4 separate regions of the Mus musculus genome follow, and regions 1, 2 and 3 are each linked to region 4. A link is a loop called in an ENCODE intact Hi-C map of the cell type or tissue named here. Cell type or tissue: heart. All regions are shown on one strand.

Region 1 (8,000 bases), 530 kb before region 4:
TCTGGCCTGCAGAGCCTGAAGTACTTAGTGTACTGTTTAGCTATTACAGGAGAACGTTTGATGCCTCCTGGGATAGGCATTGCTGTAGCTCCTGTTCTATGGCGAGGAAGGGAGGGGAAGGATGGGGGGGGGGGAATGAACCACCAAACTGCAAAGGCCTCTACTATGTTAAATGGTGACAAGTCCTAGAGAGAAAACAGAAGAGAAAGGGGAGCATTCTGGCTATGCTGTGGGTGGACTGCAACGGGGAAGAGGATGTCATGGCTGACAAGGGGACAGTTAAACAAAGGCCTGAGGAAGTGGAGGAGGGAATCCTGTGAGTGGGAGTGGAGCTGTCAGAGGAAAACAACAGGCAAAGTCATATGGGAGTGTTAACTATAGGTAAGAGTCCATTAAACACTGGGTACGGTGCTGTTCAACTTCCCTCCACTCAGAATCACACCTAATTACTTACAAGTAATTACCTAACTACAGAGATGAGCATACAAATGAACAGTCTGAATATATTTCTGCCACCACTCACACAGCGCTTTTAGTTTAAAGTTTTGTCTGATGCTTGAATGTCACATCTGAGGACATGACAAGGTACTGTGCCCTCCTCTTTGAAAGGCAATCTCCTCAGAAGCCCTAGGCCCCTGTGGCTAGAGAGTCTATCGGGACCTTCATCTTGCAAGTTCCACTCATGTTTAGAGTCCCTCTTGGTTCAAGGTCATGGGCTCTGAATGCAGGGATGTCTCTTGTGTCAGAGGAGCTTGCCATCTGAGGGGTAGACAAGCTGTCCCTTCCTCTATTCGTTGATATGTTAAGTCAAGCCTATGGCCCTTGGCAGTGCTGAGGATGCAGAGAAGAGCACACTAGGGCCTCCCTCAGGAGGATCTGAGCGTGCCCAGGGAAAGCCACTGAGGTGAGGACGCTCCCAGGCGTGTGGGACAAGGCAAGCTGCTCATTGCTTCCACTGGCAGGCAAACAAACAAACAAAAAAAGGTGAACTTTTCTAACTTGTGGGGCTAAACTAGCAATGTGCGCTATAAATCAAGGCATCCAGTAAGTTACTATTGATTGATTGAAATATCTCCCAGGAGGCTTGCTAGCATGACAGATCAGACCCTGGGTCTCTACCACCCTGGACTCATGACAGGGAGAAACTCTATTCTGACTGTGGCTGTCTGGCCAGGTCTCTGTTCCAGGCTGCAGAGGCTCCTGTGACTCATAGATCACTACAGCATGCTGGTCTGCCTCCCAAGGGACTCATGAGCTTTAATTAGTTACTGTTAGTAAGTGCTGTGAAGGTGTGCGATGGCACAAACATTGCAGGTCATTAGGCCGCTCCGGACCACTGGGCTCTTCAGCCTTGGAACTGCTAATTAAGAAGTAATTAATACCTCAGGGTACAAAGATACCTGAACTTTCCAGATTGGAGGGCTCATAGCCACGTGCGTGGGCAGAGGGAGAATAAAAGGGTCCCGTGGGCACATGGGTCCCAAGAAATTCTGAACACGATTTCTCTCCCGGTAGGAAGAATATTGCCCCAGTAAAACCTGTGGGACCCCAGACCCCAAGGAAAACCCTCACATAAAGCTGGGCTGCAGAGACCCAGAGTGTCTCTTAGAGACAGAAGAACTCAGGACCACTTAGCTCAGCCTGGCCATTCTAAGCAGGCTGACAGACATTACAGTCATGTGCTCTCTCTCTTGTGCAAGCCATGTCTTCCTCCACTCGAGGCTGCAATGATTCTATCAATCTACCACCCTTCCTCACCAGGTTGTCTAGTATCTTTCTTGTAGGCCAGTTGCTCTAACTCAGCATGGACTCAGAATCGTCTTACGGGAGACTCTGAGGAACTGATGCCTGGGCTCACCCCACTTCAGCAACCTTGCTTGCTTCAGGAGTGATGGACACGATGATTGCAGCACTGTCCTGGCCTGGGTATCAGGCACTGGCTCAGGGGAGCCTGCATGCCCAGAAGGAATGAAGATATTCTTACAGAGGCACTTGTGTTCCTCTCTTTGGCTATGGAAACAGTGCACCCCTAAGAAATTAGAATTCTTCCAGGCATTTCACACCAAGGGGAAGGAAAAGACTAAAGTCTGAGCCACCCAGAAGGCTGTCTCCTGGAAGTGGATTGCAATTTGTCAGCTCACCCTTCAGGTCAGGCTAGAGTGGAGACAGTGATGGACAGCTTTGATGCAGTCTAGGGGTCTTGGATTGATACAGTCTAGAGGTCCTGCCTGGGTTTCTTTTCTCTGCCGGTTAAAGAGTTAAAAGGCAGGAAAAATCTTAAGCTCAACAAGGGCATCTGAGAAACCTCAAGGACCTCAGCTAGAATTGGCAGCTGGAGACCAGCATTTACTGCTGAGGCAACAGGTATGTGCAGCAGACACACAGAGAGAAAGACCCTGTGCAAAGCAGAAGGGAGACTGGGGAAGCTGAAAAGCCAGACTCGGGTTAGCCTTTTAAAGCCTATAAAGAGGTTTCCTCCCTCAACCTAGGGTTGGTCGGTTTGAGGAAGGCAAGGATGGTTGATTAGCCAGGTGTTGTGTGACATGTCCTGAACAGGCCTGTGACTCGTTGAGTCAATTTAACACCATGTAGCCTGCTGGTGAGAGACAAAAGCCAACAAGGTCTTCATTTGTTTTGAGCTACTCAGCTTTTGCCTCAATTCAGGAAGCAGAGAATGAATGAAGCTGGCCATTTGGGAAGTTCAGCTAGCCAAGGCCCCTCCCGCTATCTGTCTGCTTCCCAGGGCGTCTAGCTCCTACTCCTAGCTTGTTGAAGACAGGCGGTCAGATCTGGCTTATTGAGGTTTGGGGGACCTGGGTTCTGGCCCTTTATAATTCTGGTAACACCAGGAGTTGTGAGAAATAATGATGCAGCCCCACCACCTACCTGTCACCCCTGTCATCTCACTCTGCTCCAGGCCTCTGAGTGTCTGGTCCCTCTGCCTGCCAGACCCATTCTTCTCCCAGGTAAAGACAATTTCCTCAGTAAAGCTCCCACTCTCCTGGACTCCTACAGGGCTTCCCTGAACCCCAGTGTTGCTGCAGATCACAGGCTGTTCGGGAAGCTCCGGGGGAGCTGAGAGCAGTTTGTGTCACTGTCACAGTTGTCTGGTCTTGCCAAGGGGTACAGCACTCTTAAGGCAGTTTAGAAAGTGTGGTTGTTGTTGAATAGGCTAACTGGAAGGCAGCTCCTCCTCAGGGCCCTCTCCACTCTGTTTCAAGCCTGCAACATTCTCCCTCAGACAGCTACACGGTCTCCTTCTTCAGGTCTTTGCTAAAATGCCACACTCATGGTGGCTTTCCGTGGGCACCCTATGCACCATTCAGCTCCCTACCCCATTTTTGTTTTGTTTTGTTTTTTTAAGTTAAATTGTCTTCAGAACATTTAACACCCTCTGACCGGCAACTTACTTTTTCTTTCTATGGATTTTTTTGTGGTAATTTTTAAAAATTAATTTTATCAAAATCCGGTTTTGTCTTGGTTTCTGAGTCTTTACTGCCCCACTTCCCTACTGTCTGCTTTTTATTTATTTGTTTGTTTGTTTGTTTTTGTCAGCTTGACACAGCTAGGGTCATCTGGGAAGAGGAACCTCAGTTAGGAAACTGTCCCCATGAGGCTCCACTGCAGGCCAGTCTTCTTGATTAATGACCGACATGGGAGGGCCCAGTGCATTGTGGGAGGTGCCACCCTTGCACATGTGCTCCAGGGTTGTACAAGAAGGCCGGCTGAGCAAGCCATGAGGAACAAGCCAGTAAGCGGTATTTCTCAGTGGTGTTTGCTTCAATTCCTGTCTCCAGGTTCCTGTCCTGAGACTTGACTCCTCGCTACCCACCCCCACCCCAGGGATGGACGGTAACTCATAAGCTAAAACAAACCCTTTCCTCCCCAAGTTGCTTTTGGTTGTTATCTTTCTCACAGCCACTGAAAGCAGACTAAGACACTTGGTCGGCTGAAGTTTGACTGTGTCAGCTTACAGGCCATCACTTCTAACATGAATGTTGGGAGCTGTTTTCCCCATTCTCTGCTTCCCCACAGCTGCAGCAGTAGCGTGTACTATGTAATTATTCATAAACTATTTTGTGAGGGCTGGGGAGACAGCTCATCAGGTAAAGTGGGTGCCATGAAACATGAAGAGGGGGTTCAGAGCCTCAGTGTATAAGGTAGAGATGGATGAGAAACACCTATGAAAGCTTTGGGCCTTCACACACTAGTTCACACGTGTATATGTGTTCCTACACACATACAAACATACCACATAACACACTTATGTAAACCATGTACATATACATCTTGTAAATGAAGAAAAGACCCAGCCTCATTGTATGTGTGTGTGAGTTTGTGTGGGAGTGGAGGTGGGTATCCTCAGTGGTCAGAAGGTTTTGGAGTTCCCTGGAGCTGGCGTTTCAGTGATTGTGGGTGCTGAGAACCGAACACTGGTTCTCTGAAGCACAGCAGTGGTTGTTAACCAGCACAGCAACGAATGTTTCAAGTCGCATCTTCAAGACTCAGGGACACTCGCCTTTGAGAAGCCACATCCGTGCTCTCCAGTTCCCCTGGTGCTTTTAAGCCTAGTGCTTCAGCCTATATTAAAATGTCTTTATTAAACCCCATCTCTGCTTCATAAAATTTTTTAAAAAGACTTCCTTGGCTATTGTAATACAGGTGACCTTATGCAAGTGTTTCATAGTTTTAAACTCATTTAAATTGTGGCTTGTTCAATCATAGCGTAGATTTGAAACATAGCTATTGTCAATGAACCTGCTCTCCACATAGACCGGGCCTAGCAGTGGGCGGTAAAAACAGGACTCAAATCCTTTAAAGTAAGGTTTGATCATAGAGTTGAACCTTGCTAATTCCTAGAGGGCACTTCCGGAATCTTGGCGGGAGAGCGAGGCTCTTTGGTTTGCTTTCCGGAAAACCTCTCCAGCCTCTCTCCAGAGCGTGGGACCGGAGCATCCCGCCCCCTCCCGTGAGTGCGGCTTTCCGATTGGTGAGAAACACAGGGGGCGAGGCTCCGGCCATGTCGGCGCAGGCGCACTGGCTTTGCGTGACTGAAGAGCGCCCGACTCAGGTATTGAGTTGCTGCTGGTGAGCATCGGTGGCCGCTGGACTTGGAGGGTGGCTAGGAAGGGCCCAGCGAATCTAGGGACAGTTTCTGGGCACGCGCACCCACGATCTGGTGTCTGCTGTCTCGCGTGCATCCTCTCAGTCGCCACAGGCTATTGGATAGTCGTGTGCTCGGTTGCAGTTCACCTTTCCCCATCTCCACCCCCGCTGTTTGAGAGCAACACTTCCGCCCTAGTTATCCTTGCGTGGCCCTTACTTAGAGGCACAGAGTTCCTAAAAGGGCCCATTTTGGACCGGTCCCGGGGATGACCTGGTGGCTCAGCCGCCTTAGGGTTCTAAAGAGGAATGAAGTGACCGCAGTACGCTCACTCCTCGTAAAGGCCAAGATAGAGCAGGGGTTGGAAGTTTCATCGCTGTTGTATGCTGCGCTGACGTTGGTGGTATTTGGAGGCAAATTCCCGCAATCCAGAATGGCCATGGGCCTTTTGATGTCACCTGACACAAATCAGAGCCTATGACCCTATGATCCATCTCAGAGCCTATGAATTGGGCATCATAATACACAAACCTTTAGGGCACTAGGCATTGCAAGCACACTGTGTGCAGTTTTCCTGACTGGATCGTGTGTGTGTTCATGTACTGTGTACCTGAAATAGGGCGAAGGCAGGGAAAAGGCCTCTTACAGGTGAGATCTGCGGTACACTCGAAAGGCAGCAAGAAACTGTCATTACCAATGCCTGTGTTAAGTTGAAAGTGTAAGGAATGCAAGGAGGCCAGTAGAGACTGTTTTAACAGTCACGGATGATGGTATCTTGAACTGAGGTGCAGGCTGGTCAGGTGGAGCAGGCTGGGCCAGAGGACTAAAAACTGTGACAGTACTGTGGAGCAGAGTAGATGAGGGCAGGTTTCTGGTTTGGCCAGAGGGTGCTTTGCAGGGTGATACTCAGATCTGCAGGGGCACCATTGTCTGAAGAGATTCTGCCTCACTAAGTTTCAAATAGCGTGTACTATGTTCTCCAAAGATGGGAGAATATATAGGTCAGAAATTCAACAGTTTGGACAGTGAAGATGCAAACTGACCAGGAATGTGTGGTGGGTGAGAGGAGCAGTTAAAACAATATTGACTTTTTTGTTGCGGCAGATTTTCATTTCCTCCGATGTCCTGGAACTCAGATGTGCAAACCTAGCTGATTCTCTTACCTCTGGCTCCCAAGTGCTGGGATTACAAATATGCCTCAGCGCCTAGCAATACTGACTTAGTAGGGATCGAGACAAGGAATTGAAGAAAAAACAAACAAACAAAAACCAAAAAAAGCCTGCTCTTCGCTGTTGCCTGTGAGATTGCAATTGACTTGTTTCAGGGTCTCTCCCCAGTGTTCTGAAATAGTAACAATATCAAACATCCACCAGGCTCATGGCCTGTGCCAAAAACTGTTGTGAGAATTTTTTCTACCTTTAAAAAAATTCTCAACAGTAAATGTACAAGGCTGATCTGGTGGTTATATCATTTCATGATGAAACTCTAGCACACGGGTAGCTACAGATGTGGCAGGCTGCTGGAAGTGGCCAGTGGAAGTTGGTTTAGAGCCGACTGCCTTATCTAGAGCCTGCGCATAACTGGATGCTATCTCCACAACAGGCTGGTAACATTTTCATAATCAGAAGAATATGACTTTCTGTTGTTGCTGCTGCTATTGGTTTTTTGTCTGTTTTGTTTGTTTTTGTATTTTTTAAAAAAGGTCTCTCTACATAGCCCTTACTGTTCTGGCACTCACTATGTACCAGACTGGCCTCAAACTCAGAGATCTGCCTGTCTCTGCTTCTCAAGTACTGGAGTGCTGGGATTAAATGCATCTGCCACTATACCCAGATGGATTTCTTTAAGTGGTACTGTGATGTGCTGGGCTAATAGACATGGAAGGATCCACATCTTGGATCCCGTGCTGAGAACCAAGTTAATCGTCATCCCACGTGACTCATTTTTCTCCAGGTGCCAGGGTGTCATGGAAGGTCTGCTGACAAGATGCAGAACACTGTCTGCCTTGGCTGCCTGCAGCCTCCGTCACTGCAGATACATCATCCACAAGTGTTACCATCGTGCGCCCGGGAGAGGGCAGCGCTTGGTATTATCCCGCATGTTCCAGCCTCAGAACCTTCGGGAAGACCAGGTGCTTTCTCTGGAGGGCAGAGCTAGCGACCTGACCTGTAAGAGCCAGCGGCTGATGCTGCAAGTGGGCCTGATCCTTCCAGCCAGCCCTGGCTGTTACCACCTCATGCCCTATACAGTGCGTGCCGTGGAGAAGCTTGTGCGGGTGATAGACCAGGAGATGCAGGCCATCGGCGGGCAGAAAATCAACATGCCCAGCCTCAGCCCAGCTGAGCTGTGGCGGGCCACCAGCCGCTGGGACCTGATGGGCAGGGAGCTGCTGAGACTGAGAGACAGGCACGGCAAAGAGTACTGCTTGGGACCGACTCATGAGGAAGCGGTTACAGCCCTGGTTGCCTCCCAGAAGAAACTTTCCTACAAGCAGCTCCCCTTGTTGTTGTACCAGGTTACAAGGAAGTTTCGGGATGAGCCCAGGCCCCGGTTTGGTCTTCTCCGTGGCCGGGAGTTCTATATGAAGGACATGTACACCTTTGATTCCTCCTCTGAGGCTGCCCAGGAAACCTACGGCCTGGTGTGTGATGCTTACTGTAGGCTGTTTGACAGGCTGGGATTGCAATGGATGAAGGCCAGGGCAGATGTGGGCAGCATCGGGGGCACGATGTCCCATGAATTCCAGCTACCAGTGGACATTGGAGAGGACCGCCTTGTGGTCTGTCCCAGCTGCCACTTCTCCGCCAACACAGAGATACTAGACTTGTCACAAAAAATCTGCCCTGACTGCCAGGGTCCACTGACAGAAACCAAAGGCATTGAGGTGGGGCACACA
Region 2 (8,000 bases), 190 kb after region 4:
CCAACTGGATGAGAAAGGACTGTGGCTTTTTACATAATAAAGAGCTGGGCTGCTGTAGCTGGGCTGGCGCTAGGGAAGGACTGGGGAGTAGACAGAAGGGAGACAGGGTGGAGCCGGGAGTGGAACAGTGAGAGCCATGTGAGAAGTGATGGCAGAGAAAGCTGCCTAAGTTAGATAGATGGTCTAGCTGAGAGACTGCCCCAGCAAAAAGGCCAACAGCCGTAGACTGTACAGATGTCTCTGTGTCATTATTAGCACCTCAGGTGGGACCCTGGAAGCCCACAATAAGAGGTCTGCCACCCTCATACATGTAGGCAAAACACCACTTTACATAAGATGTAAATAAGTTAGTAAATGAATAAATACAGTAAGAGCCTTCTCTCTGGGAAGGACTGAGCCTAGAGCTAAGCAAATGGGCAGAATGAAGGGTTATTTGCCACCCCAAGCCCATTTATTTTACTAGTTATAAAATATAAAAATCTATACAATTGACTTTGAAATGAATGATTCAGATATTTTTTTAATATTTAAAAAAACATTAGAGCAATTTTAAAACAAAGGGACATCATCATATTTCTGTGTGTGATTGGATAGCTTAACTGCGGGTCCAGGGTGGTCAGGAGCTCTGCTATCCAGACGTTAGAGCTTCTTTGCCTAACTTCTTTGTTGGCCACTTTTACTTATTTTTAATACAGTCTTCTTAGTTATTTAAAATATTTATTTATAGATTTTTTTTTTCTGCAAGTATGTCTGTGTACCATGTGTGTACAGTGCCCTTAGAGGCCAGAAGAGGGCGTTGGATCCCCCGGAGCTGGAGTTACAGTAGGTCTTGAGCCACCGTATTTCCATAGATGCTGGGACTCAAACTCTGGTCATCTGGAAGAGCAGCCAGTGCTTGTCGCCACTGAGCCGTCCCTCGGCCCTCTCTTAGTCACTCTGGTTTTTGTTTTTTTTCTATTAGTCACTTTTATATCTTTGGTTTCAGCCTGTTCTTTAATGGTTGACAGTCTCCTGCAGGTCACTTTTTAAAAATCCTTTTTTCTTCTATATTTTTTATGACCAAAACCCCTTTTGCTGTTGTGTTTTTTAGCCCTTGAATTCCTTCTAGTTCAACTCCCGTTTGTGATTTGTTAAATTTTGACTTTTTTTGTAAATTCTATAATTACTGAGTTATAATTACACACAGCAGTATTGATTCATTTACATCACATGTTAGTTAATCTTATTCTGTTTTGTGTGTGTGTGTGTGTGTTATAGTTTTGTGTGTCTAGGGAACATTTTCTGAATTCCTGTTTAGTTTTCACTGGCAGGAAAAGAGGAAGTGACATAGCAGCTCCTGAGTGACTGGGGAGTTAGTTACAACATGGTTACCCAACCAAGAGCCTGTAACATCCTGTAATGTACCAGATAATTTCTGAGCAAAACCTCATTCAATACCACAGCTTACAAATGGTCTCATCATTGGCAAGGAACCTGGAGATCACACAGCGACTGCGGGTGGTGTGGGTGCTTGTGGTCATTTCGACCGCTTCAGGGGACTAAGTCCTCAGTTTCTGCCTGATAGCTGTGGTTAAGTGGGCAGTGTCTCCTTCATCTCCCTCTGCAGCCTGGCCTGGTCCTGGGCTCACTGGGCGTGTGCTGGGCAATAACTCTCCCACTCCCTCATGCCATCTGTTCTTTGCCTGCTGTGCTCTTTCAGCCTTTCCACACTTTGGTCAGTTTTCTACATTACACATTTCTTTGAACTAGATATCAAAAGTCGTTCCAGATGGACATTCTCTGATATACTTAATTTCTTTTGTCTTCCTCATTATTTTGTCCATTAAATAAGCATTCTTGGGCTTCTGTTAATGTGACAAGCACTCTGGAAACAATAAGCAGCGAGACAGAGTCAGACAAAAAGGGTAAACATCTTTCTTTTTTTTAAGATTTATTTATTATTATTTTTTTTAAAGATTTATTTATTTATATGTAAGTACACTGTAGCTGTCTTCAGACACTCCAGAAGAGGGAGTCAGATCTGGTTAGGATGGTTGTGAGCCACCATGTGGTTGCTGGGATTTGAACTCCAGACCTTCAGAAGAGCAGTCTGGAAGAACAGTCGGGTGCGCTCTTACCCACTGAGCCATCTCACCAGCTCCCCAATTTATTTATTATTACATCTAAGCACACTGTAGCTGTCTTCAGACACACCAGAAGAGGGTGTCAGATCTCACTATGGATGGTTGTGAGCCACCATGTGGTTGCTGGGATTTGAACTCATGACCTTTGAAAGAACAGTCAGTGATCTTACCCACTGAGCCATCTCTCCAGCCCCGGCAAACATCTTTCAAAAGATGACTTAAGGCTATAAAAAATAGGGCACCCTGTCCAGGCCTGGAATGTTAGCACTGGGGTAAGCTGAGGCCAGTCTGGATTAATGGCAAGACTCAGCCTCAAAAGTCCAAGCAAAGCAAAGCAATGTGAGAAATCTTATAAAAAGTAAACTATCCTGACTCTGAAGACTTCATCTTTCCTGTGTAGATTAACCGCGGAGGTGAAGGCAGGTTCCTTCGGACTGCTGTGGTTGCTTTAAATACCGGTTTCCTTCAAGCTCAGTGGCTCATTTTTCCACAGTTGTGACCCTCTTCCTGTGGTCCAATATGACCCTAGTTCCCAGCCACACCCTGAATCCTGGCAGATGAATGGAGGGAGGGATTAAAAGGTGAAGACTGGCCGGGCGTGGTGGCGCACGCCTTTAATCCCAATACTCGGGAGGCAGAGGCAGGTGGATTTCTGAGTTCGAGGCCAGCCTGGTCCACAAATTGAGGTCCAGGACAGCCAGGGCTATACAGAGAAACCCTGTCTCGAAAAACCAAAAAAAAAAAAAAAAGTGAAGACTGAAGCCAGACTCGGGTGGTGAATGAATTTTATCCCAGCAGAGGCAAAGACAGGCCCATCTCTGTGAGTTCGAGGCCAGCCAGGTCTACAAAGTGAGTTCCAGGACAGCCAGGGCTATACAGAGAAACCTTGTCTAGAAAAAAAAAAACAACAACAACAACAACAAAAAAGTTTTCTCTGTGACTTGGAAAGATTTCTTCTTGACAGGTTTATTCTTGATCAACCAAGTATAATCCCAGTTTGTCTTTTGGCTCAGGTGTGATTGGTATTAATGTAATTTTGGAAGTTAATATGATATCTTAAATAAGCCAAGAAGCCATTGTTAGCAAACAGTACAGAGTATCTTGTGCCATCTCAGTTTCTCTCGGTAGCCTATGAGTTTATACAGAGTGAGCAAGACACCATGTCTACCTCTGCCTTCCTAGGGTGTTGAATGTTAGCATTGTAAAAAAGCTGTTAGCACTACTCACCTAGGTTTTTGATGAGGCCAAAAGTAATCAGAGAGAGGAATTTGAGCCAGTGAGAAGTTGTATGTGTGCATGTTTGTGTTTGTATGTGTGCACATTTGTGCATGTGGGTGTGGAAGCCAGAAGTCTACTTTGTGTGTTGTTCCTCAGGCTCCCTCCACCTTGTTTCTCCCAAGTGCCTACAGCTCAGAGTAGGCTTGGCTCACTAGCTATAAGCCTCATAGAGCTCCCTATCTCTGCCTGCTCAACACCTGCCCACCTGCCCAGCACCTGCCCAGCACCTGCCTAGCACCTGCCTAGCACCTGCCCAGCACCTGCCTAGCACCTGCCTAGCACCTGCCCAGCACCTGCCTAGCACCTGCCCAGCACCTGCCTAGCACCTGCCCAGCACCTGCCCAGCACCTGCCCAGCACCTGCCTAGCACCTGTCCAGCACCATGTTCAGGTTTTCCTCCTGGAGTCCAGGTACTGAATTCTTGTCTTCATGCTTATGTAGCTAGCTGAGCTACCTCTCCACCAATGGTAATCTTCTTTTTGGAGACAGCTGTTTCACATATTCCAGACTAGTCTCAAACTCACTAGCTAAGGATGGCTTTGAGCTTTATAGCCTCCTGCCTCAGTTTCTTGAGTGCTGCCATGTTTTGGGAGGTGCTGTAGGGTTTGGTATATATCAGGAAAGCATTTTACAACTCAGTCACACCCCAGCCTTCAATAGTTGTCTTATAGTATATAGTATTTACATCTTTACCCCATTAACAGGATGTTGTGTTTTTATCCTTATTTTACACTTGAAGAAATAGAGGCTCTGTGAGGATCAAGATGCTGCACTTAACAAGTATTAATAGCTGAAGCTAAAAACCAAAACATACCTTTCTTATCAATAAAACACTTTATTTTTAATAAAAGGAATTCAGTGAAGTTACTGAGTATTAAGACGGCAGCTTCAGTATCCTGTGGTTTCACTTTTAGAAAGATGCCATTCTGGGCTGAAGAGATGGCTCAACTCTTAAGAGCACTGACTGCTCTTCCAGAGGTCCTGAGTTCAATTCCCAGCAACCACATGGTGGCTCAGGACCATCTGTAATGGGATCTGATGCCCTCTTCTGGTGTGTCTGAAGACAGCTACAGTGTACTCATATAAATAAAATAAATGCATCTTTAAAAAAAAAAGAAGAAGAAAGATGGCATTCTGGAAGAAAAAGTGATATAACAACCTTTTCACTCCCAGTGGTTATTACAGCTTTAGTTAAAAAAAAGAAAGAAAAAAATAGAAGAGAAAGGGAGGGGCTGGGAGGTGAGTCCCGTAAAAGGCTGCTCCTCTAGAGTATCCGGGTTTAATTCCCAGTAACCACATGGCAGCCAACAACTGTAACTCCAGTTCTAGGACACCCCAACTTGCTTCTCGTTACACCGCGAGCCTGTACTTTGGAACTCCAAGTTCCAGAATGCAACGCTCCTCTTCCCCTTGGTTCTCAGGGGTCGTCGAGACTACAGTTCCCAGCATGCAGCACCGTCGCCCTTTGTTTTTGACGCCCAGATGGACCCTGCTTCGGAAGGACTTTTTGGACTCCAGAGGACGCTTCCTCGAGTCACAGCCCACCTGGAGGCATGTGGCTACGGGGAAGTTCTGGCCGGTTGAGTCTGTTCAGGCGAAGCTGCGGAGAGATGGTCTGGCGGCTTTGCAGAACCCTGCCCAGGCAGCGTACCGGGCAGCCCCAGCTGGGTCCTCCCGGGGCCTTCCTGCCTTTGAACAGTGGTGGCGGGCGGACACTCTGTCCCCGGCACGCTTGAGAGCGGGGGCCGCCATCTCCATGGCCACGGCTGCGAGCGGGCCCTGCGCCGGCGGGTCGCCGCGGGACATCCTTTGGCGCGTGAGTTAGCGAGCCGTGGCGCTCCCTGCCTCTCTGGCGGTGCCTGCGCGCTTGGCTAAAGGGGCCTGTCTTGGAGGCGCTTTAGGAATAGCGTGTAGGGATCTGACCGCCTCGGGGATTGGGTGCAAGGGTGTGTGGGCGTCCCCGAGTGGAAGTTAGGTCTGGGGTGTTGAGCTGGAGTCCGAAGTGGAAGTTTGTCAGCGTGGTTGGGATGGCCCGAATGGAAATTTGGTGGAAAAGTTGTAGAGCAAAAGGTTAGTGATTCGAGCTAATGCATAATAAATGGCTTGATTCCTTGGGCTAGGAAACGGGAAGGGCTGCTCTGTGTTGAAAGAATGTGGCCTTAGCAGACTCTGGGGTTGGGGAGACGCTAAACCGAGCATATATTCATGGTTTATTTAAGACAGCCTACTCTAGGCTTCAGCTAAGGAGAGCTCACCTCCTTGCATCCATTCTGTGTTTGGGGGGTGGGGAGTGGGCGCAAGGAGAGAAGTAAAGAGAATGCAAATAGTAGTGGTTCATGTTAATAGCCTAAATGGAGAAGCAGGATTTGCATGTCTGAGTTAGAGTAACTGACTTCTTGATTGAAGAGTTGTGTTTAATTTTAGGTTTTGGGTTGGAGGATAGTTACCAGCATCGTTTGGTCAGTAGTGCTTCTACCCGTCTGCATCACAGCCTTTATAGTCTTAAGCAGCATCAATTTATTCCACCCTATACAGTGGCTGTCAGGTAAGTGGTGATTTTTAATTACTGTCTGTATTGACATTAAAACATTACGTAAAGGCACTCACTCTCTGCATTTCTGCACTCACAGAACTGTCATTTTTGTTATATAAAATCAGTAAGTGTGTCAGGGATTATGTATGATGACAGGACAGATCATTAGAAGACTACTTATATACACAGCTAGGTGTGATGGCCCAGTGTCCTGGGAGGCAGAGGCAGGACGACCTGAGTTCAAGGCCAATCTGGGGCATATATATAGTAAATCCCTAGAGGTGCAGTAAAAAAGAAAAGGAAGCCACACAAGTATTTATCCTTTTGTCTTTTCCTTAAAAAAGGAAAAGAAAAGTTGGCTTATTTGTATTTTTCATGTGTATAAGTATTTAACTTGTATATATGTATGTTCATCACCACGTGTGTGCCTGGTGCTTATGGATCCCCCTGGAAGAGTTGCAGATGGTTGTGAGCCACCATGTGGGTGCTGGGACTGAACCCAGGTCCTTTGGAAAAGCCCTCTGCTGAGCCATCTCTCCAGCCCCAGTTCCCTTGTCTTTTCTTGTTTTTCCTTTCCCTGCCATCCATTTAAAATTGCAGATGGGAATTGTGACTGGTATTAAAAAAAAAGTCTAATCTAGCTAGTTGTAGCACATTCTTATAATCCAACTCTTAGGAGAGTGTAGCAAGAGGCTCCAGAGATCCTGGCTAGCCTGGGATACATATAGAGAAACTATTTCAAAAGCAATAAGAAAAAGCTATACAGTTATTTAAAGAATACTTTATTCTTATGTTGTAGCCAACAAAGAGAAGAGAGGCCAAAAACTAAAGAATGTCAGGGAAGACTTAGTACAAGTCTGCTGAGACAGAGGAGATGGAAACAGGCTGGATGCTTATTGGAATCTTTGGATGTGAAAATAAAATGATGATGTTAGGAGCTGGAAAGACGCTGAGAGGGTAAAGTGCTTGCTGCTTGAGTTGAAGACCTGAATTTAGATTCTCAGTACAATCAAGAGTCAGCTGTGTGATGCATATCCTAACCCCAGTGTTGTGGCTCATTGGCCAGCCAGCCAGCTGCTGAGCTCTCGGTTCCGTGAGAGACCCTAGCTCAAAAAATAAGGAGAGCCACAGAGGAAGAGAGCTAGTGTCGCTGTGGCCTTTACATGTGTGTGCATGAGCAAGCACACTCATACAAGACTCATTATGGTCCATGAGTTCACTGAAGCACAAATTAAAAAAATTAAAAAGTCATAAAGGTACAGAATAGGTTTTGAAGTCTTGAAAATATTCCCTAAGACTAAAAAACACAAATTACTTTGGGAGATTTTTTTTCTCAATAATATATTCCTTATTTTTCTTATAAGAAAGTGTAGGCCATCAAGGAGTTAGAATTTGTTGTCGTTGTTGTTTGGCCTTTGAGAATATCGCTACTAAGCGATACAATCATGCTTTAGCTGATGTGTGTCATATTTGCTGAATCATGCAGGACTGATGAACATAACCCATAAGCCCTGGCAGAGATGGCAGATGATTAATTGTTGGAGACCTAGGAAATCTGGGATTAATTTTGGTTTCTGAATTCTACTTTGAAAATAATTGCTTTCATTATTAAGTGAGTCTATTCAGCCAGCATGTCTCATGTCTCTTTCTTTTGTTCATATTTTTAGATAGTAACATACTCATAGTTTAAACTTGGAAGCATGTTGGTTGTTGAGTGTCTGGTTGGGTTTTGTTGTTTAGACTAACCCTTTTTAGGACTGGTAAGTTACACTGTTTCCACATTACTTTTCCTTAGCTGAGGCACTAATTGCCTTTACTATATAAAGTTCAGAAATACTGTTTACATTTTGAAAACAAACTTGGCTTGTTACTATGGTAGCTTTCCTATGATGAAATGTTTACATATGGTTGTATTTTCTCTGTTAGCAACATCTGTGTGAATTAAAAGAAATTCTAATACCATTTTCCAGTACCCAAAACAAAATCTGAATAATTTACTTTGGAGTTCTTGTGTTGATGTCCTATTGGACCTGACAGCAGCATACAAGTAAATTCTTAAAAATTCT
Region 3 (8,000 bases), 510 kb before region 4:
TCCTGGCAGCCTGGTACAGTGGATACCAGTTATTTGGATGATAGCCCCTAAAGTAGAAATTAGCAAACTTTTAATTTTCTTTTTGCAACAGTCTCATGTAACCCAAGCTGGCTTTGGATTTCTGATCCCCCTGTCACCAGCTCCCAGGTGCTCAGATCACAGGCATGTGCCACACCCTGGTTGGCAAATTTTTTTCTTAAAGCATCAGCTACTGAGGGCCAAGCAGTCTGTTGACAGTAGTCCCCTGTACCACTGCCTATGGGAAAGCCTTGGATGATACCTAAACAAAGAGAGCTGACTCAGTGTCACCATCTACAGCCTCTACCCTTAAGCCATCAATAAAACATGGCATTGTGCTGGCTAGTTTTATGTCAACTTGACACAGCTAGAGCCATCTAAAAGAAAGGAACCCCAATTGAGAAAATGCCTCTGTAAGATCCAGCTGTAAGGCATTTTCATAATTGGTGATTGATGGGGGGAAAGCCCTGGCCATTGTGGGTGGTGCCATCCCTGAGCTGGTGGTCCTGGGTTTTATAGGCTGAGCAAGCCATGAGGAGCAAACTAATGCACTCCTCCATGGCCTCTGCATCAGCTCCTGCCTCCAGGTTCCTGTCCTGCTTGAGTTTCTGTCCTGGCTTCCTTCAAAGGTGGACTATTACATGGAAATGTAAGCCAAATAAACCCTTTCCTCCCCAACTTGCTTTTGGTCATGGTGCTTCATTATGGCAAGAGAAACCCTAACTAAGGCAGCTTTGTACTGTTGATAATGATTTTAATTTGTACTGCAGTCCAAAGTACAGGACTTAACTAGAAGAAATAACTAGAAAATTTCTAAAACATCTATATGTGGGGCTAGAGAGATGGCTCAATGGTTAGTGCACAGGCTGCTCTTCCAGAGGACCCAGGTTCAATTCCTAATACCCCAACTACTCTGTGGGCACTACATAAATCATGTGGTGCACATATACAATACAGTCAAGGAAAAAAAAAGTCTACATACAACTATCTGGGTCTCTTATTCAAGAAAATGGCCACATCCTCTCTGAATATCAAATTTAAAAACCTGGAGTATACTGTACTGTTCTGTTTGTTGGGTTGTATTTTATCTTTTGAGATAAGAGTTTTACTATTATTTGAAACTGGCTTCAAACTCCACATCTTCCACTTCTGCATCTCGAGTACTGGAATTGCAGACATGGGGCCACTGCATCTGTCTGCCATCCTATGTGTGTGTGTGTGTGTGTGTGTGTGTGTGTGTGTTATAATTCTGTGCTGTTTTGCCTGCAGGTATGTCTGTGTGAGGAGTTACAGACAGTTGTGAGCTGCCATGTGGGTGCTGGGAACAGAACCCAGGTCCTCTGCAGGCAGTGTACTTAGCCACTGAGCATCTCTCCGGCCCATATTGAATTTGTTAATATATGTTACCAGACTGCTTACTGGGAGAGACAAGTGAGTAGATTTAGCAGTGTTAAGTTCTCTAAGTCAGTAACTGAAATGGTGTGTAACTGTGAACACAGAATGAGACTAAAGCCTCAGCCCAGGCAGCATCACCTGTTGAATGGGAGACTAGCCAGGCATCAAGGATTCAAGTTGTAGGTCAGACACTCACTTCAGGGAAGTACTAAGCACTAACTGGCTTGGCCACTGGACCTCCTAGACTACGCGCACTTCAGAATGCAGGACAGGAAGGGTTTTACTGTTGTTAATTAAAGCAACATCCTAAAAGCGTGGCTTTCTCGGGTTGCAGTATGTTACAGTGATGAGCATGGCCCTGGCTCAGACACCATTACTATGGGCGGTTTTCTTCTAAGATTAGTAAACCAGGAAGAAGGCCTTCCCCAGAGGGCTGCCGTGAGAGGGAGGGAGAGGATGACTATTCAGAGCGCACACTCAGCATGTTGCTGAGACCGGCACAGGAGGGACAAGCTAACTGAACGTGGTGCTCTGACTCCAGAGGTCGGGCGGGGTAATAAGCACAGCTGTGAAGGCAAAGCACCCCAACAAAGGCCCCAGGAGGCTTCACACAGCCAGGGGGTTTCACACTCTGTGAGGCCTATGCTTCGAGAACTCACCTTGATGGCCTGGAGCAGAGCCTCATTCTGATGCTGTTCCTTCTTTTCTTTCAACTTTGCCTTCCTCAGATCCCTCTCTTCCATCCTCTGGAAATATAATTCAGATGTTGTCAGCTCCACGGAACTCTTTCTTGCTTTTACCCCAGCCTGCAAGAGATCTGGTCTCTATGCAAACCATCCTTCTGCTCAGAGACTGCCAGTGGCTGGCTCAGTGACCGTCCACAAAGCATGCCCCCACAGTCAGGCCCACTGTCGGCAGAAATTTAAAACCTAGTTCTTTAAAAAACAAAACCAAAACAAAACCCTTCGTTCTTGTACTGCAAGAACTCACAATTCAGTGAAGGATGCTGCTAAGAGCCAAGTGTACCCCTGAGTCACCCTGATGGTGCCCCCAAAGTAGACTTAGGCAGACAAGGAAGATGCCACCAATAAAGGAGAGAGGGCATCTCTATCCAAGGTCCCCAGTGGAGTAGACAAGTACTACATGGGAACCCCAACTTCTCTGGTATGGCTGCCGAAAACCCCAGGTTCTGCCTTCTGCACAGTTAAAATCAGTGAGAGAAACACAGGTGGCAGACTTTCTCCCCAGTCTGCCCACCACCAGCAGCTCCTGCTTCCCCCTGGGCTTGCAGTTAATAGAGATCTGCCAACCTCTGCTACAAAGGGAACAGAGCAAATGTGTCAGGCTCTGCAGACTGCATGGTCTCTATTGTGTATTATCTCTTGAAAGTGTGAAAACTTGCTTAGCTCAATTCATCTTCATTAAAAAAAATCATTCAAGGTATATATTTTTCTCATATTCAAAGCAGGGACCAAGAAATATCAGGAACTTGTCCTGATTCATTTCAGCACTTCAGCAGTGGTAAAAGTAGTATTAAACTCAGATTTGCTGAAGTATCCCTCTAGGGCTTCTTGTCTGGAACAGTCTTCTCCCTCGGCATCAATCAGCTGCTCAGCAAACTCTCATTCCGTCATTCAGAGATTGGGCTCAGGCGTCACCTCTCTCAGCAAACTACCTGTCAGAATCCCATTCACACTCTGCTGTCGGCAGTGCAAAGCCAGCTACCACTACTCTAGACTGTTAGAATGCACACACTATATTCCCACAGCGACTTGAGACACAATCTGAGGAATGCTAACTAGCAAATGCAAACTGTCTGCAGACAGTCACTAACCTTTAGCTTGTCTGCTTTTGCCCTTATTTCTAGAAGTTTCTTCTCTTTGGCATCAATTTGTAGTCCCTCATCACACCAGTTCACAGCCTCAGCAAAGTGTTTCAGTTCAAGATGGCACAGGGCACCTGCAGAAATCAGAGTCCTGAGGATCTCAGAACAACATGCTCAGAAAGCACCACCTTGAAAAGGCCTTCCTTCCCTCACCAGTCACCAGCCAGCCCCAGGAGGGCAGACAGGACAGGGCTCTTTGTAGTTCAGTTCCTAGACAAGGAAGGATTTGTGTACTGTTGATCAGAAATCACTCTCAACCCCATTTGTTCAAAACTTCCAAGTCTTCCAGGTATACAGGGCCCAGCTCATCAAACAACAGTCAGACAGGGCTGGGCTAGAAAATGACTGTCATTTACCTGCTGGATCTTGGACAAAGGCCATGTCTGAGCTTCAGATTCCTTGTCTACAAATGGGAGAATAAAGGCCATCTCAGATGGGGTGTGTGTGTGTGTGTGTGTGTGTGTGTGTGTGTTTTAAGATTTGTTTTTAAGGGCTGGAGAGATGGCTCAGTGGTTAAGAACACTGACTGCTCTTCCACAAGTCCTGAGTTTAATTTCCAGCAACCACATGGTGGCTCACAACCATCTGCAATGGGATCTGATGCCCTCTGCTGGTGTGTCTGAAGAGAGCAATGGTGAATACATAAAATAAATAAAACTTGAAAGAAAAAAGAATTTTAAACAACAATAAAATTGTTTTTAAGAGAGAGAAGGAAAGAGAGGGAGGGGGAGCGAGGGAGAGAGCGAGGGAGGGAGGGAGAAAGAGAGAGTGTTTGCCTGAAAAGGCCAGAGATGTCAGATAGCCCTTGAGCTGGAGTCTTAGGCAGCTGTGAGCCACTGGGAACTGAACTGGAGTCCTGTGCAAGAGTAGAATGTTCTAATGTTCTGTTTACTGCTAAGCCTCCTCTCCAGTCCCCAGATGATGTTTAGTATAAAGCAGAATTTCCTCAGCCACCAATCAATACCAAAGCCCAAACACATTTTTCTTTTTTATACAGCCATCTCTTTAAACTGCCTCCCTTTACTCTTTGCTTGTCTGGTATAGGGTGCTGTTTGTTTTCATTCTGGGATGCAATCTGCAGCACCTGTGCATGCTAGGGAAGTGCCCTACCATTAAGCTATACCTTGATTCTATTTCTAAAATGTTTCACTGCAATCATGTTCAGGTCTCTGCATAGCCTCTTAGACTTTCACAGAAATTTAAAACATCAGAATATTATTATAAGGCTTATATTATGGTTTGAATATGCTCGGCCCAGGGAGTGGCACTATAAGAAGGTGTGGCCCTGTTGGACTACGTGTGGCCTTGTTGGAGTAGGTCTATCACTGAGGATGTGGGCTTTAAGACCCCCATTCTAGCTGCCTGGAAGCCAGTATTCTGCTACAGCCTTCAGATGAAGATGTAGAACTCTCAGCTCCTCCTGTGCCATGCCTGCCTGGATGCTGCCATGTCCCTGCCTTGATGACACTGGACTGAACCTCTGAACCTGCAAGCCAGCCCCAGTTAAATGCTGTCCTAATAAGAGTGCCTTGGTCGTGGTGTTTGTTCACTGCAGGAAAGCCCTAACTAAGACAGCTTGAGTATCAAAGACTCTATAACCCCAGATAGGTGAGATGTCTCAGGAGGGAAAGGTCCTTGCTGCCAAGCCTGATGACCTAAATTCTCTCCCTGGACACCACATGGTGGAGGAGGGGAGTCTACCTCTAGAGGTTGTCCTCTGCCCTCCACACAGAGATCACGGCATGTGTGCCTACTCACATGCATATTGCACACACAAAACAAATGCATACTTATTTTTTAGAGACTCTAACCTCATTGAACCCAGAGTGAGCAAACTGACATTAAGAGCAGAGGTCCTGCTATATATAAGGTGAAGCAACAATGAGTCAGAGGCTGATTCCACAGGGCTGTAGTTTCCCAGCCAACCCTTACTCAGGGCCTCTGTCCTGTAGCCGAGGGACACGGACATACTCGTACACCCAGCCACAGACACCTGAAGAGGCATTACTTAGCTAAGTGGTTTAAACTGACTCATGGCAGTATAGGGAGGCTCAATACATGATGAATAGTTTGCAAAGCACCCTCAGCTCAGAGTAAAGTGAAGTATAATTAGTAAAAGCGCTGTTATTGCAAGGTCAGACCACAACATGAAAAACGTGGGAACAGTCCAGCAGCAGAGTTTCTGGCAAAGGCCCCACACTTATCTTTTAATTAATTTCAACATGGCATTTAATTATCTTGCCTTTCGATCAGCTAAACTAGGAAAAAAATTAGAATGTGAAAAAAAATCTGAATGTGCTATGTCTTAATTAATTTTATTCTTTTTTGTTTTTGTTTTGTTTTGTTTTTATGAGACAGGGCTTCTCTGTGTAGCCCTGGCTGTCCTGGAACTCTCTCTGTAGATGAGGCTGGCCTCGAACTCAGAAATCTGCCTGCCTCTACCTCCCAAGTGCTGGGATTAAAGGCGTGGGCCACCACGTCCGGCTAATTTTATTCTTTACTAATTTAAAACGAGTAGTTTCAATCTCATACACACCCGGCATGAAGGGTAGAGCCTTCTAGGGAGCTCTGAGTTACAGCAGCCGCTGGGAGGAAGCAGGACCTTCCCACGGAGTCTGCAGGACTAAAGGACTTCCCCAGTCCCCAGCAGTCAGGAGCCAAGCTTTCAATGGCAGCTTTTGGTACACAATGCTAATTTTCCCAAATGATGGCCACCCGCAGCTCATGGAGACTCACCTCTTATGATGGCTTTCAGGTGACCGGGCTTTAGCTTCTTGGCAGCCAGCACATCATTGAGGGAAGAACGAACATTGCCTAATGAAATGCCATTAAGTAAAAGAAAGAATAAGCTTTTCCATCAAAATGCTTCCAAATGTCACAGCATTGACAGAGACAATTCCTGAGCAAGGTTCAGGAGTCAGAACAGTGAACATGCTCTGGACAAACACAGTCATGCTCATCTAGTCCTAAAGAGTACGCAGCATCCAGCAGGCCGGAGGAAAAAATGCCCAGTGTCACCAGCGACTAGAAACTAAAGTCAACCCAAAACCGGTGAGGATGTGGGAAAGAACAGTGCTGTGGGACTGTGGTAGGCAATCTATTTTGGTTGAATAGGGCTTGTTCCAGTGACCCAGTAAAGATCTCAAGGGACAGGAAAGCGAGCCACATTCCAAGAATCAGGTGCCTGAAACCACAGAGCCCCCAACTCCATAATTCTGTGACTATCAGTCACGCAGACAATGTCCCAAGCTTCTGGCATTCTGGCTAGACTCCACCCCCACAGTTACCTGTCTAAAGCCAGGTATGCTCCTCCCCACAGTTACCTGATAGCCCAGCCCACTATAAGAGGGGCTACTTGGCCCCTCCTCACTCTCTTTAGCCCTCACCTTTCTTACTCTCTAGCCTTCCTTTTCTCTTTCCCTCGACCCCCTCCATGTGGCCATGGCCAGCCTCTCTTTCTACCTTCTCTTTCTCCCTGCCTTTCTACAATAAAGCTCTAAAACCATAGACTGTCTCTGATCACTAAGGCCCACCTTGCTTGAATGATGAGATGGGCTTTCTCCTAACAAGCCGCATCTAACCTCCCGCCAGAAGGCCTTCCTGCGCTGCAGCCACAGACTGGATCAAGGACTCTCGCCCGAGTGGGAACCATCAAATGCCCTCTCCCCCTGCCCTCTCCTCCCTTCAGCCCCAGGGCCCCTATTCTGTTCTTAGCTCCTATGCCGTATTCAGCGTGGAATGCTGGAGGCTGGAAACCTGGTACCTAGGGCTGCCCTTTGTCCACCACCCGCTGGGTGGGGTCAGTGGCTTCACACAGCCAGATACCCACCTGGGGGCTTCGTGGAAAGTGTGCGGCAGTCCTCCCGGAACTGTGGTGGGACGCATGTTCTCTCCCCTCTTTTCCCCACACCCACCGCCCCGCACAATGTCAGGTGCACTGGAGAGTATACTGCGAACAACAGGGCATACTGTGAACAACAGGGTTCTTCTAGAAATTATCCTCAGAAACACTTGACCAACGTGTGAGGATCGGTGAAGAAGCAAGCTAACTGAGTTATCTCCCACTGGTATGGTGGTTTGAGAAATAGTTCCATTACATTGTCTAGGCTGAATTCAAACTCAAGTAATCCCCCTGCATCATTCTCCAGGTAGCTGAGATTTACAGGTCCTAGACACTCACAAAAGCACTCAGAACACAGAGTATATAATGAAAGCTGTAAAGCAAAGAGATGGATTTAAAAACAAAGCAGAGGAAAAGCCCTGCGCTACCAAGCCACACTACACAAGGACAAAGGCACCGAGGGCCTCTGCAATGGGAGTGGAGGCAGACTGCAAGGCCATCAGACTTCCAGCCGCCGCCTTACCCTCCACTACTGACAGAAGCCAGCACCGCCAAGCTGGTGGGGGACTCGGGGTTTATTTCAGGCAGACACAAAACCACAATGTCTGGACTGGAGCCCCTGAGCACAGTGGTGGTTCAGTAAGGAAGAACTAAGCCATTCTCTCACTCGGTACTGAGAGCACCAGCAGCCACAATCTCCAAACAATAGAAAAGAGCACAAAGAATTAAGAAAGGGACCAATTTAAGAAATTTCCTAGATCCGCTTGCCTCTGCCTCCCAGAGGTGCTTGTTGTACACGCATGAGGACCTGATTCAACCCCTAGTCCCTACATAAAATGCTAGTTGTAACACCATATGCTT
Region 4 (8,000 bases):
CATTCAGAGGTAAATATCTCAGAGTCCCTGTATGTAACTTATGAGCTAAGTTTCCAAGGAAAGTAGTTCTTGATTGAGTAGAAAAATGAGAAATTAACTCTATAAAAAGAAAAAGATTTTATAGGAAAAGGGACTAGCACCAACTCAAAAGAAAGCCCTAACAGCTTAAAAGAGACATGCAGGAAGAAAAGGATGGATGAACAGACGGACAGATGGACGGATGGACAAATGAAAGAAAGAGAGACAGAGAGAGACAGAGACAGAGAGAGAGAGAAAGAAAAGAAAGAAAGAGAGAGAGAAAGAGGGCATAGCCAGAAAGTTCTCACATAAATGAAGAGCCACAAGCATAAGTCATGCTGGAGCCAAACAGGAAAGACCTCATGTGTAATGACAAAACTTGTAGAGTTCTAGGTGACCTGGTTGTTTAGAAAGATATCCTACATGTCCAGTCAGTAGGGACAAAACCAAGAGGGCACACATGTTCACGAAGCTCAGAGTGCAGCAGGACACACACACGCAGTTTTGAAAAAGCCGAAGTGTGTGCAGTAAGAGGAGCATACTTAAGTTAGATGAACGACACAAAGACCATCTTCCTCAGATCAGAGTGGTTTTGTACCTGGGAGACGGACAGAAGCATAAGCTATGGGAGGCAGTCCTCTCCTGCTACCATGGGGTTCTCCAGACTGAACTAAAATCTTCAGGCTTGGCAACAAGCACCTTGAACCTGCTGAGCCATCTTGCCTGCCTGGCTCCAGCATATTCTTCATCACTATACCATAGTGTTTCCAAGACAATGGAATAAGTAAAGATTCCTAGCAAAAGGATTATAGATGTATGGGGGCTGGTGATCTAGATACAGCTCCATACTCAGCATTCAAGAGGTTTAATCCCCAGCTCTGTCCTCACTCCCAAAACTGTCTTGGCAGGCCCTCTTCCTTCACTGCTCTCTAATGCAGGTCTGGCGAGTCTAGAAGGGCACCCAGGAAAAGAACATCTCTAGGACCTAAGCTAAGTACTCAGAACACTGCCTTACCACCACCGTTTGCAGCCCCAGATGCCCTCTCAGCCTTAGATATCTAGACTGGAGGAGCAGGGGTGTCACTTACACACAGAGTCTTGGGATGGATATAGTCACCTTGGTTAAGCACACAAAACAAGGCAGAACTCATGGATAGAGAAGCCAAGGAGGAAAAGTCAAAAGAAGCCAGAAATGCAGGAAAGGCAAAGTGACCAAAAGGACTCTCTGCAAGTTGCTCCCAGTATATCACAGTTCATTTAGCAGTCACATGACTGATGCTTTCCATTTGGGGGTGGGTGGGTGGTAACGGAGGCTGACTGGGGACCCTTCACACATGGCAAGCAGGCACTCTACTACTGAGCTACACCCTAACATAGCTCTTTCTCTTTCTCAAAAAAGTCTTGCTCTCAACCCATTATGTTCTTGAATGCTCCATCTTTCTTTTTTTTGGGGGGTGGGGGGGGTGGGGTGGTTTCGAGACTGGGTTTCTCTGTGTAGCCCTGGTTGTCCTGGAACTCACTTTGTAGACCAGGCTGGCCTCGAACTCAGAAATCCGCCCGCCTCTGCCTCCCGAGTGCTGGGATTAAAGGCGTGCACCATCATGCCCGGCACGCTCCATCTTTCTGCCTTAGCCCTCTAAGTGCAAGGCTACCGGTGTGCTTGACTGATTATTTGTAAATAGTCCTTGCCCCTTCCTAACTAGTTAAAATCAAGCTTAGTTCCCGCAAGCAAACAGCACATTTAAGTCTCTGTGGTCCAGGGTGGGCCTGTGGAGCCATGAGTCATGAAGCCCTGTGCTACAATTCTGGCCAAAACACTACATATAAGGTGTCGGACCACTATAAAGCATCACCATTCACACTGCACTAGGTCTGTCTAGAGCAGTGGCTCCCAACCTTCCTAATCCTTTAATACAGTTCCTCATGCTGGGTTGATCTCCATAAATAATAACCATAAAGTTATTTTCATTGCTACTTCATTACTGCAATTTTGCTACTGGTATGATTGTAAATACATAAATATCTGTCTTTTCCCAATAGTCTTAGGTAACCCCTGTGAAAGGGTCATTTTACCCACTGGTATATAGAATCCTACTTAAAAAATTAATATACCTGAGAAAAACTTTTCGGATGGAGAGATGATGGCTCAGGGGTGGTTGAGAGCAGGTGTTGCTGTCGGTGTTCTGAGTCTCACAGGTCATTTGGAGAAAGAGAGACACTGCAGGACATATTAAGGCCTTGCTGGCAGGAGGAGGTCCAGCCTCTGTGGACCGAACCACAAAAAGCCATGCAAAAGCAAAAACAACAGGGCTGGAGAGATGTTTTGTGAAGGAAAACATCACACCCCTGCAAGTTTAGCCTTTATAGTGTACTGTTTGCAATGCTCAATAATGCAGGATGTTCTAAGTGTCCCAGAATTGTCTTGTGACCAAAGGCTGTACAGCTCCTTCAGAAAAACAAGTCTATAGCTAACAGAAAACAATCGCTGTCAGCTTGATTTCTTAAAGGTCCAAGTACTTCTAGAACACAGCCACTCATTCTGATGTTTACCCTAGACAGAGTGAACAACAGCTATTTCATCCTAATGTTTTCCCTAGATCCAATGATTCTACTAGAATTCCTGCCACATACTGCTCTTGCAGAGGACTTTAGTTCAGTTTCCAGGACCTCAAATTTCTACTTTAGGTAGTGCACAATCACTATCACTACAGCTCCAAAGAGAGCCAAAGCCACTAGTGACCATATCCACACACAGACACAGACACACATAAGAATAAATCTTGGCCAGGAATAGTAGCACAAGCCTTTAATTCCAGCTCTTGAGAGGTTGAGGCAGGGGGATTTCTGAGTTCTAGGTCAGCTTGGTCTACAGGTGAGTTCCAGGACAGTCAGGGCTACACAGTGAAACCCTGTCTTGAAAACCAAAATAAATAAATAAAAATTCATCTTAAAAAGAAAAAACTTAACAAAGGGGGGTAGTGATCCTGTCAGCTAGCAACCATACCCTAAAGCCAGAATTGGATTAATTCAGGGTAGCAGAGGTACAGGAACTGATAAAAGTCTGTACAGGGTATGTAAGAAAGAAAAATGGTCCCTGAAGGGTGCTTAACAAAAAGTCATGATTCCCTACAATGGAACCTGTTGGCCCTATCTCTTTATGACAGTCCTGTGCACATTTTCTCTGACCCCACATTCCTTCTCACCTTCAACGACTCAATCGTGGCTTGCTTGTAAACCTTTTCTCCGAGTTTCTTCTTCGGGCTATTCTGGATCCTAGGCGTTCGAATGACGAATTTATCCATTGCTGGGGGCTCCGCCTACCTTCAGGTGCTTGAGGAGTATTCTATTCAAGAAACAGGGTGAAACTTTATTAAGGTTGAGATGTGTATTCCCAGAAGTGACACGACTGGATTTTCTAAACACGTCTGAATTATGAAGGCTTTTGGATGGTATTTACAGGAAATAAGACTTCTTCTCGAAAGAGGAAATCTCTTCTGAAACTATAATTAAGTTTACTTCCTGGGTTAAGTTCCTAAGATCCAGAGGGGCATGCTAGGGAGGGAGTTGGATTCCACTACCCGGGGTAATGGGGTGACTTCTGAAATCCTTTTCCAGTTCAGGTTGAGTTGTGATGAAGTTAGGGTTCCACTGGGCTCAGTGAACCCCTCTTTACACCCACTCCGCGGCAGCCCCAATCCTAAGAATTACTCTAAGGCCCACAACAACCATCTCCAGACCCCGGCGCAATACAGAAGCTGCTTCAGAAACCAGTGTTGTGTGTCAGAGAATCCCAACCCTTCCACGAGCAAGGCCTTGGCCCCAGCACTAGGAGGCCTGGAAAGGGCTTATCCAATCAGAGCTCGACGTGAGACCCACCGGGAAAATCAGCCTGCCTACGCTGTTTGGTCTCTTGACTCCTCGGGACCTCCACCCGGGCCGCGCGTTGTAACTATTTGTACACTTCTTCCGGGGCCCAGTTCCTCGCTGGTGACCCGCAGGAACTACACTTCCCAGAACGCACTGCGAGGCGTGCGGAAGCTGTGGTTGAGGGAAGCAACACCCCTCAGCTCGCTCCAAGCCGCCGAGAACTACTGGCCCCAGTCGGCCTGGCACGGAGAAAGGGGCAGGCGCGGCTCTGAGCCCAAGGCTGAGATGGTCGGCCGGGTCCCCAAGCCCGCCCACGAGAGGTTTTCCGTCCCAGAGACCGGCCAGGAGGCAGCCGATTGGGCGGACCGGGGCGGGGCCGAGGAGCTCTCGGAGGCGGAAGCGCGGGCCGGAGGGGCGGGGAAAGGGGCTGGCCCGGAAGAAGGAGAAAGCCTGAAAAGAAAACAGCAACAATTCGAGCTGCTGTGACAGAGGGGAACAAGATGGCGGCGCCAAAGGGGAAGCTTTGGGTCCAGGCCCAACTGGGGCTCCCGCCGCTGCTGCTGTTGACTATGGCGCTGGCCGGAGGCTCGGGGACTGCAGCGGCCGAAGCCTTTGACTCGGTCCTGGGAGACACAGCGTCCTGTCACCGGGCCTGTCAGCTGACCTACCCCTTGCACACCTACCCGAAGGTAGGCAGGGCCCATCCGTCCCGAGTTCCCCTCATCCCTCGGTGCCCCAGCTCGCGTCGTTCCACCTCGGGGTCAGCGCCGGGGCCCTAGTGGTGAAGCTGTGCTTCAGCCGCTGCCCACTCGGTGCAGCTGCAGTTTTCCTTGCTCCTGCGGAAATTGCCGGAAGTTTGTGCTGCAGGTCTCGGCGATAGGCTGGGGGTTGGGGGGGGGGACACAAATGTGCGGAATCGGCGAGCCCTTGGGAGCCCGCGGGACCGCCAGGGAGGCGATCGCTTGCTAGGGTAGATGGAGGATGAACGCGAGGTCCTGACCTAACTAGCAGCGCGGGGGTGGGGAGGATGGCGCGGACGCAGGCGTGCACAAAATAGTGCCTTCCAGTCTGGGTTGATGGCGCGCCTCTCTGGGACGAAGCGCGTTGTGTTCCCCGAGTCGGAGAAAGCTTGACAATTCCTTTGCGGTCTGAAGTGTGAAGTCAGCCTCAGTAGTTACCAGACACCGTGGAAGGGAGGACTTCCTGTCTGTGTTGAGTGTGTGTGAGACGCTGCCGCAAGGGACTGGATGCCTTTGTGAGGCGGCGGTTGGGGGGGGGGGGGTCTGTCTTCAAAAAACAATAAAGTAAAATAAACGTCACTCAGTGCAGAAGATAAGGAATCGTGGAGTGGATCAGGAAATTCTACTGTCCTACGGAAAACCTATACTGTGTAGCTAGAGGAGAGACCGATCCCTAACCCTGGTCCCTGCCCGCAGCCGCTGCCTAGCCTTTAATTCTGCCTTCTTAAGTTGTTTTCCAGTTTCTTATGAATTCTGTTTACTCAACATTCTAAATTGCTTGGTGGTTCTCCCCACTCATTTTCCATATATAATTAGGGTTTATGCCCCTCCCCACCTGGCTTTGTAAGGGCTTTCGCTGATGCGCGTGGTTTTTTTTTTTTTTTTTTTTGGCCTTGTCTTCTGTATGCTATTTGCTTAACCATTGTGGCTCTCCCTCTTTGCCTTCTAAAGGTACAAAGTGACTAGAATGGCAGTCCCAGTGACTTTAGAATGTTCCATATTGACAAGTGCTTTCCTGTCTTTGATATTAAAAAGTGTAAATTCTGTACCTTCAAGCATTTTGTCCCCCTTACCCATCTGAGGGTCATCAATTACAAGCAAAACATAAACGGCGCCACAAGATTGTACTGAGATTAGCCTTAAATTTTCTTTCTTTTGGTTTTTCGAGACAGGGTTTCTCTGTGTAGCCCTGGCTGTCCTGGAACTCACTCTGTAGACCAGGCTGGCCTCAAACTCAGAAATCCTCCTGCCTCTGCCTCCCAAGTGCAGGGATTAAAGGCTTGCAGCACCGGCTAGCCTTAAAATTTCTAAGTTAGAAATTAATAAATAGTTGGGAGAAATGAAGAGCTGGGATGGTCATGGACACCTGTAAATTACAGCCTGCTGGAGGCTGAGGTCAGGGGTCACGGGTGTAAGGCTTGCCTTGCTCACCTCAGGGAGTAAGAGGAATTCTTTAGATGTCAGTCAGTAAAGCTTGCATCATCAAAAGATTCTACCCGAACCAATTGGCCAAGAATTAGGCTGAGGTTTGCTTTATGTTATGTTAATGTTTGGTTCCCTCTTTTAAGGCTTTCCTAGGAAATTTGTAGAGTAAGACAGAATACTGGGGACATAAATAATTTGAAAGATACGGATACCAGGAATCTTTGGATATTTCTTGGATGTGTTTGTGTTTGAGACAGGATTTGCCTACAGTTCAGGTTGGTTGTTCAGTCTCAGCCTTCCTGCCTCAGGTTCCTCGGTGCTGCTGGGGCTATACACACGCACCATGCCAATCAGATGCCTTAGGCATTATAATATTCACTAGTTGCTAATAATTGATGTGATATTGATAAGTCATTTTCACTAATTTATTAATGCTGTTCTTAACCAGAACTCCAAATCATTGGCTCCCTGTCTGTCCTGGACTTAAATTTGTTTTGTTTCTGAGGTAGGATCTCTGGTAGGATCCTTGCCTCACCCTCTGAATTCTAGGAATACCTGCATATTTTAGACTGTTTGTTTGAGACACTGTCTTGACATACAGTCCAAGATGGCCTCCAGCTAACTCTGTTCTCTTCCCTCTATCAGTAAATGTCAAGGGCTAAGATTATAGTCTTGTCTGCTGCACCCAGCTCAAAATTTACTCTCCTACTGGGCATGGTGGTGCACACCTTTAATCTCAGCACTCAGGAGGCAGAGGTAGGCAGATCTCTGAGTTGAGGCCAGTCTGGTAGTTCCAGGACTGTTAGGGCTACACAGAGAAATTCTGTCACAAAAACAAGAAAAAAGGAAAATTTGAGAAAACAAAAAAAAAAAACGAGTAAAAAGGTAAGTGCTTAGCCAAGATCCTATAACTAAGAAGTAGTGAAGTAGAAATCGAGTCTTCAAGCTGGCTGCCCTATGCTGTTGCCACTGAAGAATGAAGTTTTATTACAAATACTTATTTTACTGGTTTTTAGAGGCCCTCACTGAGTTACTGTGCATTGCGCTGCAGGCAAAAAGTGGTGTGTTAATAAGAAAGTAAATGAATTATAAAACTCACATTGTCTCTCTTCATCTGATAAGTGGCAGATAAAAATCTTTTCTAAATGACTTTATAATTATTTATTGTAAGGACATAGAGTATTGTAAAGACATAAAGTAGATATTCTAAAATTAATACATTTTGCCCTTTGTTCTCATAGATTTAGTTGTATGATGTCTGGGTTCAAATGTAAGGAACATAAGGCCTGTTGTTAATAACTAGTCTGTGGTCAGGTTTGTACACGACATGGGCTTCAGAGTCGTGCAAACCTGTAATCCATTCTGGCTCCACTGTTAACTGTATTCCTACCATTCAATTGATTTCTTAGAATTTAATTTTGTAAACTGTAGGAAAACCACATATTTGTGGAGCTAGTATGAAGATTGAAGATAATTTGACGCTTTCAGGGCAATGCCTAACACAGCCATAGGTGGCTATTTCTTCTCATACGGGTGCAGTCGGGTTTGTGCACGTTTGCATTTGTAGTACTAAGAAAGAGAATACTTTAGAGCAGGCATGTAGCTCATGCATGTAGTCCAGCACTTGGGAGGCTGAGGTAGGAGGATTGCTCTGAGTATGAGGCCAGCCTGGACTACAGAGCACAACCAGTTACAAACATTAGCCAAAGCAAGGCAGACAAGGTAGACCGACTTAGCTACATAACTAAGGGGAAGAAATGGATATGAAAGCTATCTAGGTAGCACTGTTGTCCAAAGACCTTGTGTTACTTAGCTGATACTCATTATGGTGAGAAGCAACCTTTCCTTGCTCGGTTAGGAGATTATATTTCCTATAAGCTTGTCAGTAACTTGAGATGCATAGAACTGAAATGTTTACCATATTTGAATTTATATTCTGTAAAATACAAA

Evidence for each region. Peaks named below come from ENCODE experiments on the same cell type or tissue, not always from the same donor. Only the 100,000 strongest peaks of a DNase experiment are listed, where the experiment ranks them.
Region 1: it touches region 4 in a loop (2.3-fold over the local background); 1 of 42 quality-filtered maps calls a loop at or near these places.
Region 2: it touches region 4 in a loop (3-fold over the local background); 6 of 42 quality-filtered maps call a loop at or near these places.
Region 3: it touches region 4 in a loop (2.4-fold over the local background); 1 of 42 quality-filtered maps calls a loop at or near these places.

Annotation. Positions count from the first base shown.
Region 1 is chr4:106,646,061-106,654,060 of GRCm38, forward strand. It overlaps Pars2 (prolyl-tRNA synthetase (mitochondrial)(putative)), which reads left to right and starts at 5,009. Exons shown (of 2, transcript NM_172272.2): 1 at 5,009-5,071; 2 at 7,058-8,000. The coding sequence starts at 7,071. In heart, no CTCF peak of the experiment used is centred here; DNase peaks (open chromatin) are centred at 4,981 and 7,371; H3K4me3 peaks cover 1,582 bases; H3K27ac peaks cover 1,676 bases; H3K27me3 peaks cover 1,667 bases.
Region 2 is chr4:107,362,932-107,370,931 of GRCm38, forward strand. Ndc1 (NDC1 transmembrane nucleoporin) reads left to right here and starts at 5,116. Exons shown (of 18, transcript NM_028355.4): 1 at 5,116-5,217; 2 at 5,826-5,946. The coding sequence starts at 5,158. In heart, a CTCF peak has its summit at 4,483 (motif pointing left); DNase peaks (open chromatin) are centred at 4,870 and 5,080; H3K4me3 peaks cover 1,756 bases; H3K27ac peaks cover 1,366 bases.
Region 3 is chr4:106,668,377-106,676,376 of GRCm38, forward strand. Ttc4 (tetratricopeptide repeat domain 4) reads right to left here. Exons shown (of 10, transcript NM_028209.2): 4 at 6,035-6,112; 5 at 3,248-3,372; 6 at 2,073-2,159. Among named protein-coding and RNA genes, the nearest start is that of Ttc4, 6.6 kb to the right of the region's middle. In heart, a CTCF peak has its summit at 3,884 (motif pointing left); no DNase peak of the experiment used is centred here.
Region 4 is chr4:107,174,344-107,182,343 of GRCm38, forward strand. Tceanc2 (transcription elongation factor A (SII) N-terminal and central domain containing 2) reads right to left here and starts at 4,023. Exons shown (of 5, transcript NM_025617.2): 1 at 3,895-4,023; 2 at 3,222-3,361. The coding sequence starts at 3,320. Tmem59 (transmembrane protein 59) reads left to right here and starts at 4,287. Exons shown (of 8, transcript NM_029565.3): 1 at 4,287-4,574. The coding sequence starts at 4,386. In heart, a CTCF peak has its summit at 4,627; a DNase peak (open chromatin) is centred at 4,168; H3K4me3 peaks cover 3,079 bases; H3K27ac peaks cover 2,408 bases.